Linked DNA regions of Homo sapiens: all the other regions are linked to region 2. Evidence: chromatin contacts called from ENCODE Hi-C or POLR2A ChIA-PET data. All regions are on one chromosome and are shown on one strand. The core of a region is the stretch at or near the end of the contact, and the rest is flanking DNA. Distances in the headings are between cores, read along the strand shown. Region 1 holds the start of H2BC10 (H2B clustered histone 10). Region 2 holds the start of LINC01623 (long intergenic non-protein coding RNA 1623). Region 3 holds the start of H2BC8 (H2B clustered histone 8).

Region 1 (3,051 bases), core at 269-2,768, 2.6 Mb before region 2:
CACTTGGCAGAGTGGAAACTGCCCTTATATATACTCAGAAACATTCTAATTGGCCTTGTTGATTTTCAAAAGACCCGCGCAACAAAACCATTGGCTGAAGAGTCCAACGATGTGATTGGTGAATTACTGGAAAATCTGATTGGATGAATCACTTCATTTTTGAATCCTCTCTTCTCGGTTAGTCTGCGATCCAAGAACGTTAACTTCTTAAAGTTCTAATTCTGCGCTTCTCAAGCTGTAGTCCGTAAACGACTACTTTAAGACTTGGAAGACGCTAATTCTCATTCAGTAGATGTGTTGTGGGGCCAGATTCGGAGGACCACGTTTTGAGAAGTTTATCTTGTGCCGTTTTCTTGAGTCACCTGGACTGCTGCTAGCTGGAAACCTTTGACCATTATAAGGCAGGATTCCTGGGTGATGTACCTGGGAAATCACGAGCCAAGAAGTCACCGACATACAACAGTGAGCAACAAATGTTAACTGAATTCTATTTTGTCCCAAATGGTGTTTTGCTTCGGTTGAGAATTTTTAAGGCACAGGCTAATTTTAGGTTTTCCAACGACTCTTATCATTTACTTTTCGTTGGGTCCTATTGATGATATTCCAGGATACCACCCCCACTAGCCTCTTCTGCAGGATAACTTGAACACTGCAGTGGCCCTGTCCATCTAAACTTTACAAGGTTTTGTAAACGTTACTGAACTTGCTTCTTCCCGACTACATTAAAGCACTTACTTGAGATATTAAACATTTTCTCATTAGTCCTGTTTGCCTAGTCAGTCACTTGTATAGACAGGGCAACAGCACGGCCTGAATATTGGGCAGGACACCGCCCTGCGCGATAGTAACTTTGCCCAACAGCTTGTTGAGCTTCTCGTCGTGGATGGCGAGCTGCAGGCGTCGGGGGGTGACGCGGGTCTTCTTGTCTCGGGCCGCGTTGCCCGCCAACTCCAGGATCTTGGCGGTCAGGTACTCCAGCACCGCCTCCAGGTACACCGGCGCACCGGCCCGGACCCGCTTGGCGTAGTTGCCCTTGCGGAGGAGGCGGTGCACTCGGCCCACAGAAAACTGGAGACCAGCCCTGGAAGAGTGCGTTTTAGCCTTGGCGCGAGCTTTGCTGCCCTGCATTCCACATCCAGACGCAGTGAAGTATTTAAATACTTGTTTAGAAGAAGGAAAGTGATTGATTCTAGTAAAACGCAAGAGCTAAACTCTTATAATCTATATTCGGCAAAGTAGACTGTGCTATCTCCTGAACACAGATTTCAGCCAATCGAAAAGCAGGTGTTTAAAAAAATTTAAAAAAAAAAAAAAAAAAAAAACCACTTCTGACTTACATACTTATAGTTGAAAGGTCAAATTATGCAAGGTTGAGCTTCTGGGAGAGCCGATGAGATTTAGGAGTTCAGAAATGGCCTATCATATATTCAGACACTAAAAGAACCAATGAGAAACCGAAACTCAGCCAGCCTCATTTGCATATACACGAGGTAAATAATGAGGGCGTTTGGGCTCACCAGCATTTTCCTGTGGTCATTTGACGGTATCACTTCGGCTGCGAACATGCCTGAACCAGCTAAGTCAGCTCCCGCCCCGAAGAAGGGCTCCAAGAAGGCGGTGACCAAGGCACAGAAGAAGGATGGCAAGAAGCGCAAGCGCAGCCGCAAGGAGAGCTATTCCGTGTACGTGTACAAGGTGCTGAAGCAGGTCCACCCCGACACCGGCATCTCGTCCAAGGCTATGGGGATTATGAACTCCTTCGTCAACGACATTTTCGAGCGCATTGCAGGCGAGGCTTCCCGCCTGGCGCATTATAACAAGCGCTCGACCATCACTTCCAGGGAGATCCAAACGGCTGTGCGCCTGCTGCTACCCGGGGAGCTGGCCAAACACGCGGTGTCGGAGGGCACCAAGGCGGTCACCAAGTACACCAGCTCCAAGTAAACTAGTTACCTGGGTAAAAGCGCTAACGACCCAAAGGCTCTTCTAAGAGCCACCCATGTTGTCATTTAAAGATCTGTAATTTTCCAGACTTGGCATTGGCAAGGTAAAATGGCTAAGCAACACATGGGATAGTAAGGGTTTACTGAAACATCCAAGTTCGGCCGGGCGCAGTGGCTCACGCCTGTAATCCCAGCACTTTGGGAGGCCGAGGCGGTCGCGTCACCTGAGGTCAGGAGTTCGAGACCAGCCTCGCCAACATGGTGAAACCCTGTCTCTACTAAAATATACAAAAATTAGCCGGGAGTGGTGGCAGGCAACTTAATCCCAGCTACTTGGGAGGCAGAGGTAGGAGAATCGTTTGAACCCAGGAGGCGGAGGTTGCAGTGAGCCCAGATAGAGCCATTGCACTCAAACCTGGGGTATAAGAGCGAGACATCTCAAAAAAAAATCCAGGTTCGTTGTTTTTTCCCCTATAGATTGTAAGCGTCACCAAGGAGTAAGCTCGTATGCAGCTTAATATGACACATTTCACTCAGCAGCTAAGGAAAAATCGTGTTCTAGATTGATCCCCACTTTTCTTCTCCCCGCACACCACCATCTTAAAATTTTGTTTTCGTTTTTAGTTTCACTTTATCATCCTATTGCCCTTGATTTGGAGTAGCCGGGTGGAAATCAAGTTTGGGGTAGTCTTAAATCTAAAATAAGGTCTGAGAAAGCGAAACTCGTCTTTTAGTTCGTTGTTAGCTTGCAAATGGTTGGAGCGGCATATGATGGAGGAAATCACCTCTGTTGGTTGCATTTCTAAACCATGGCAGATCGCTACCAGACGTTCTCATATCCCCCTTGCAAGTCCACTGATTTCTCTACAAATTTTACTGAGTTTATAATTACTGGATTACTTCACGTAGCTATACATATTACCTCTTGGCAAGATCAGGAACTCTACCATCTTCTTAGCTGAACATATTGAGGTTTAAGACAAAGAACAGGCAACAGGATAGCCTGAAGTTGGAGCAAAGAAATGAAAATTCCCGGTGCTACATTCAGACGCTTTTATCTGTAAGCCTTTTTAAGGCTCCAAGGACTGTGTTCTCCCTAAACCTCCTC
Region 2 (3,007 bases), core at 459-2,958:
CGGCAATGCTCGGCTCTTCGGCATATGGGCAAAAAGAGCCAAGGAAGCTGAAAAACAGGATGTGTGAAAGCAAAAATAAAGCCCTCTTGGGGACTTGTAATAAATACGTTTTAAAAGAAATCTATAAAGTTTAAACTGATTCTTCCTCTGACAGAGAAAGGCAGTTTCTTAACAGATAGAAAACACGTGAAACTGGTGGTCGGTCACTTCCCAATAAGATCTCAGGAGTGGGGAGAAATAACACAAGATTTAGGAACTATGCCAACGTTTACGACCCCAGGTCTAGAGGTCAAGCCGTGCACTTGGTCTCTCAAGTCGCCTGCTTGGCCCTCTTCCAAGTGTACTTTCCTTCATTAGTGCTCTAAATATTTTCAATAATTTTTCACCCCTGCTCTAAGACTTGCCTCGGTCTCTCCTTCGGCATTATGCTCCTCAATCGAATTCTTTCCTTCTCCTGAGGAGGCAAGAATTAATGTTGCTGCAGACTCCTTACAGATAACTGCCACCGCTAATATGTTGAGATGTTCACACATGCATGTGTGAGGCCCTTCAAAATGTGAGCTGCGGTTAGAATTGGGAAGAGAAGGGAGTGGGGATATGTATCTTTGTTTTCTGATTGCCTTCCATATCTTTTAAAACTAGCTAAGTGCTGCTTCAAGTCAGCCAGATACGAAGGCTTCAATTTATTTAACACAATAAAGAACTTCTATTTGGATCCAAAGCTTACATTATGCTTTAATAAAAGTTACCCTAATAAAGTCAGAAACAATAACAATGAGTCAAAGAAATGCATACAAAGTAGGCCAGGCGTGGTGGCTCACGCCTGGAATCCCGGCACTTTAGGAGGCAGAGGCGGGTGGATCGTGGATCACTTGAGTTCAGGAGTTCGAGACCAGCCTGGCCAACATGGTGAAACCCCCGTTTCCACTAAAAAAAAAAAAATTAGCCGGGCATGGTGGTGCATCATGCCTGTAATTCCAGCTACTCGGGAGGCTAAGGCAGGAGAATCACTTGCATCTGGGAGGCACAGCTTGCACGTGAACCGAGATGGTGCCATTGCACTCTGCACTCCAGCCTGGGAGACAGAGTGAGACTCTTGTCTCCAAAAAAAAAAAAAAAAAAAGCCTACAAAAAGCTTACAAAGTCTAAAATCGGACGAACAAGAGGACACCTGATGGGGGAAAAGAAAAGAGATTGCGATGGGAAGAGAGTGGTGGGGAAATCCGTGGGACAGTTTTCCTATTTTCTGGGTCTGTCCCTTGACCAAGGAACAGCTCAAAAAAGAAAGGATCTAAAATAAATTGTAAAAAATTACCTGTGGTTTCGCATTTGTTTTCTGTCTTTTTCTTTCTTGCTTGATCTTCGATAATACTGGGAAATGTAACCAATGTGATTGGGCTTGTTAATTTGGTGCCTTGCTTGTTTTTCGGGTTTTGGAATTCTGCCAGTCTGTGCTTCCGCGGCCTCTTTCATTTTGTCTTTCATCTCTTGACACAGCCACCCAGGGTGGTGTCAAAGCCTTAGAGCAGAAATGCATCAATATTGAAAGCAAAACGGAGCTTGTTTTCCTTGGTTTCCATGTGAATTTGAAGAATTGAGAGAGAATGAAAGTGCCACAAAAACAAAAGAAAAAAAATTGAGGCGAGTCGTGGACATGATAGACATGATTTTGCAAACAAGGCACATCTAGGAGAAAAGGCGGGAGAAAAATGAAGCTGGAGGTGCCGGGGATTGAACCCGGGGCCTCGTGCATGCTAAGCACGCGCTCTACCACTGAGCTACACCCCCCAACGCTCAACGTGGGCCAAAATATTTCTATGACCTGTTACTATTATCGGTCGTGCCAAGAAGCATATTTTGTCGAACTTAATTTTGAATTCGCTATACTGGATATTGTTTCCTGACTGCGCTGAGAGAAGGAAAACTGAATGTTATATCGAAAGTCCCGTGCTGGGCCTGGGATCTCCCGCTGCAGGTCACCCTCTCGGACGGCCGCTCGACAACCACCTATCGGGGTTTATAAGGGAGCCGTCCTGCCTGGCCGCCCCCCAGAGAAAGGTCTGTGATGGGGTGATTCTGCTTGGAAAGGTTGCCAGGAAACCGCGAGCATAACGCAGAAAGATAAAACGAAAGCCCTAAACGCCGCCGTGGGAATTTAAGTCCAAGGGGCAGAGAAAACAGGAGGGGAATTGCAGATCGGCTTGTCCCGGTCGTAGTTACTGCCCCTGCAGGTTCCCGCGCCCAGCCTCGGGATGGAGAACCTGGCACGCTACGTTTCGCGGGCTCTGAGACTCGGGTGGTGAGAGTCGCCGAGATGCGCACTGGGAAGAGAAAAGAGCCAGGACGCACCTGCATTTATGGCGCCATCGCCCGGGCGGAATCCTCCACGGAATAAAAAGTATGCAGAAGCAAGGCGATTTATGACTGCATAAACCCTCCGTGCTCCTGGAGAGTTCTTAGACCTCTCCACTCCTTGGCACAACTGACCTCTCCACTCTTCGACAAACTGGCAAGCGCTTGCCGCCGTTCGCCAAACCTTGGTACGACAGTCAATCCAGAAATGAGCTTCTGGAACAAATCCTAAATCCTTTTTTGTCTGTCTTCTTCTGATTCGCTCTCATCCTTAAGGGACCTGTTTCTCCTTCAAAACCTGAAAACATCTAACCTATAGTACCAACCCCAGATCCAGGCCTGGCCTTCCTGACCAGTCAAAGCCAGTTGGACTGTGCGCCTAGAAGTGGACAGACATGCGAAATGCCATACTGTATACGTACAATGCATAGGCCAAAGGCGACCCTATGACCCAGAGATTAGAAAGACTCGGACGTCTTTTGACTGGGTTCAGGTCACACTACTCCCAAAATACGACACCTCGGCATTTGAGAAAACAGCAGAAGCAGAAACGTTTTTCTCTGGGCCCTTGTTCCGTGAAGCGGGCCATGAAAGCTACCTGATCTTCCAATTAAAGTAGGTGATAAGACCGTCAATTCAGAGGGGAGAAAATGTA
Region 3 (2,729 bases), core at 164-2,663, 2.6 Mb before region 2:
TGACTCTCCAGCCTCAGCTTCCAGAGTAGCTGAAACTACAGGTGAGTGCCACCACGCCCGGCTAATTTTGTTTGTATTTTTTTAGTAGAGACAGGGTTTCACAGTGTTAGCCAGGATGGTCTCGACCTCCTGACCTCGTGATCCGCCCGTCTCGGCCTCCCAAAGTGATGGGATTAGAGGCGTGAGCCACCGCGCACGGCGGAAAACGAGATTTTTTAGATCAACTTTACATTGCCAATGCCCATGGTATTCCCTCCACAACAAACTCCACAAGAGTGCTCAGAAAAGTCAAACTTGTTATCAGGTGATCTTTAGGGACCCAAAGACTACTCTTCCTACCCTTTCCAGTGTTGCCCAGGCTGGAATTGCACTAGCGTATTCACATGTTCCTGCAGTCTCTAGCCCGAGAGTTTAAGCTATCCTACCACCTCAGCCTACCGAGTAAATGATAGTACAGACGCAAGCCGTCACACCTGGTTAGCTTCATTTTTTTGCAGAGACGAGTTCTATGTTGCCCAGGCAAATCTGTTAACTCCTGAGCTGAAGAAAGCCTCATGCATCGACCTCCCAAAGTGCTAGGATTACAGGATCTTGCCAACACAGAACAGGAGTATCTCCTGATCAATTTTTTTTGAGACGAAGCCTCGCCTTTGTCGCCCAGGCTAGAATGCAAAAGCGCCATGTCTTTTCACTGCAACCTTTGCTTGCTGGGTTTAAGTGATTCTCCTGCGGCAGCCTCCCGAGTCTCTGGGATGACACGCGACTGCCCCACGCCCGGCTAATATTTGTATTTTTAGTAGAAACGAGATTTAACCACGTTAGCCAAACTGGTCTCGATCCGCACGCCTCGGCCTCCCAAAGTGCTGGGATTACAAAATCGGAAAAATTATTCCCTAGAAAACGGTGAAATTCAATATTAAAGCTCTTTATGTGAGACTTGAGTGGCTCTGAAAAGAGCCTTTGAGTTTTAAAGCACCTAAGCACACATTTACTTGGAGCTTGTATACTTGGTGACAGCCTTGGTACCTTCGGACACTGCGTGCTTGGCCAGCTCTCCGGGAAGCAGCAGACGCACGGCGGTCTGGATCTCCCTGGAGGTAATGGTCGAGCGCTTGTTGTAGTGGGCCAGACGGGAAGCCTCGCCTGCGATGCGTTCGAAGATGTCGTTAACGAAGGAATTCATGATGCCCATGGCCTTGGATGAGATGCCAGTATCGGGGTGAACCTGTTTTAGCACCTTGTACACATACACGGAGTAGCTCTCCTTACGACTGCGCTTGCGCTTCTTGCCATCCTTCTTCTGCGCCTTGGTCACAGCCTTCTTGGAACCCTTCTTCGGAGCAGGAGCTGACTTAGCTGGTTCAGGCATGCTGTCAGAAAACAATAACAGCAGTGAGAATGAACGCACTTAAATAAAAGCTCGTGTCTAGAGTCTCTCCTTTTATAGGCCTTTCATGCAAATAAAGAATTCAAAATATCCAGCTCTGATTGGGCAATGTGTTAGTGACGCATACATGTAAAATAGCCTTCACCTTATTTCCTTTCTAATTGGTTGGCTCGTCAAAGAACAATTTTAACCAATCAAATTGCGCCTTTCACAATTCTACCGATGACTATAACTAGCTTCTTATTCCTCCATCGAGCCCATTCTTTTTCTTTATTCAGTGGATTGTTAGTTCTTCTGCTGTTAGGAAGCCACTATGTCTGGACGTGGAAAGCAAGGCGGCAAAGCTCGGGCAAAAGCTAAAACGCGTTCTTCCAGGGCCGGTCTTCAGTTTCCAGTTGGCCGTGTGCACCGCCTCCTCCGCAAAGGCAACTACTCCGAACGAGTCGGGGCCGGCGCTCCAGTGTACCTGGCAGCGGTGCTGGAATATCTGACGGCCGAGATCTTAGAGCTAGCTGGCAACGCGGCTCGCGACAATAAGAAGACCCGCATCATCCCGCGCCACCTGCAGCTAGCCATCCGCAACGACGAGGAGCTAAATAAGCTTCTAGGTCGCGTGACCATCGCGCAGGGCGGTGTCCTGCCCAACATCCAGGCCGTATTGCTGCCTAAGAAGACGGAGAGCCACCATAAGGCCAAGGGCAAGTGAAATGATTACTAGTCAAATCCGTCAGTGATCCCGAGTCCCAGAAACCAAAGGCTCTTTTCAGAGCCACCCACCTTTTCTGTAAAGTGCTGGAATACACATACGATGCCTGAAATCTCAATGTTCACTGTCCTAATTTTTAACGAACGCTTCTGACGTTACTGGTCAGTTCTTTATTGAAATCCTTGCTCACATTTCATGCACTAATTTATCTTACTGGTGTTTCTTTGCAGTAAAAATGCGTTTATAAAGGTATACAAGAATAGAAACCGAGGTTGTGACACCAAGGTTTCACTGCGTTATTTTGTGTATAGGTCCATGCTGTGTATACAAATTTATCATTAATACACAGGCTGTTTATTCATGTGCACTTGTCAGAAAAGGGTGAAATATTAATACAGAAACGAGAGAACAAAGAAGGATAGCTGCCCATTAGCATTTCAGGGCGGGCTTTTTAAGTTTTAAAGATGACTGCATTCCGGCTGGGCTCAGTGGCTCATGCCTGTAATCCCAACACTTTGGGAGGCCAAGGAGGGCGGATCATAGGGTCAGGAGTTCGAAATCAGCCTGCCCAACATAATGAAAGCCCGTCTCTACTAAACAAATACAAAAAGTAGCCGGGCGTGGTGGTGTGCATCT

What was found. A loop is a pair of places that touch in the nucleus more often than their neighbours do. ChIA-PET counts read pairs that join two places held with the same protein, here RNA polymerase II (POLR2A). Pooled maps may share reads with other maps.
Region 1: a pooled map shows a loop between it and region 2 (11-fold over the local background). The contact joins the promoter of H2BC10 here to the promoter of LINC01623 in region 2. A Hi-C loop is called at or near these places in 7 of 50 pooled maps. POLR2A ChIA-PET finds 5 or more read pairs at or near these places in 2 of 52 experiments (OCI-LY7 and naive thymus-derived CD8-positive, alpha-beta T cell).
Region 3: POLR2A ChIA-PET joins it to region 2 with 7 read pairs in CD4-positive, alpha-beta T cell. The contact joins the promoter of H2BC8 here to the promoter of LINC01623 in region 2. POLR2A ChIA-PET finds 5 or more read pairs at or near these places in 6 of 52 experiments (CD4-positive, alpha-beta T cell, CD4-positive, alpha-beta memory T cell, CD8-positive, alpha-beta T cell and 3 more).

What each region holds. Positions count from the first base shown.
Region 1 is chr6:26,271,413-26,274,463 of GRCh38, forward strand. H2BC10 (H2B clustered histone 10) reads left to right here and starts at 1,519. Exons shown (of 1, transcript NM_003525.3): 1 at 1,519-2,000. The coding sequence starts at 1,564. The coding sequence ends at 1,944. H3C8 (H3 clustered histone 8) reads right to left here and starts at 1. Exons shown (of 1, transcript NM_003534.3): 1 at 1. It also overlaps the pseudogene H2AC10P. RefSeq lists enhancers at 770-1,109, 1,440-1,779, 1,850-1,979, 1,990-2,039, 2,450-2,609.
Region 2 is chr6:28,861,969-28,864,975 of GRCh38, forward strand. LINC01623 (long intergenic non-protein coding RNA 1623) reads right to left here and starts at 1,709. Exons shown (of 2, transcript NR_033379.1): 1 at 1,316-1,709; 2 at 1-47. It overlaps TRA-AGC2-2 (tRNA-Ala (anticodon AGC) 2-2), which reads right to left and starts at 1,788; the gene lies at 1,717-1,788. It also overlaps the pseudogene RPL13P.
Region 3 is chr6:26,215,275-26,218,003 of GRCh38, forward strand. It overlaps H2BC8 (H2B clustered histone 8), which reads right to left and starts at 1,414. Exons shown (of 1, transcript NM_003518.4): 1 at 926-1,414. The coding sequence starts at 1,369. The coding sequence ends at 989. It overlaps H2AC8 (H2A clustered histone 8), which reads left to right and starts at 1,647. Exons shown (of 1, transcript NM_021052.4): 1 at 1,647-2,163. The coding sequence starts at 1,701. The coding sequence ends at 2,093. RefSeq lists enhancers at 528-657, 708-797, 878-1,227, 1,139-1,790, 1,658-2,077 and 2 more.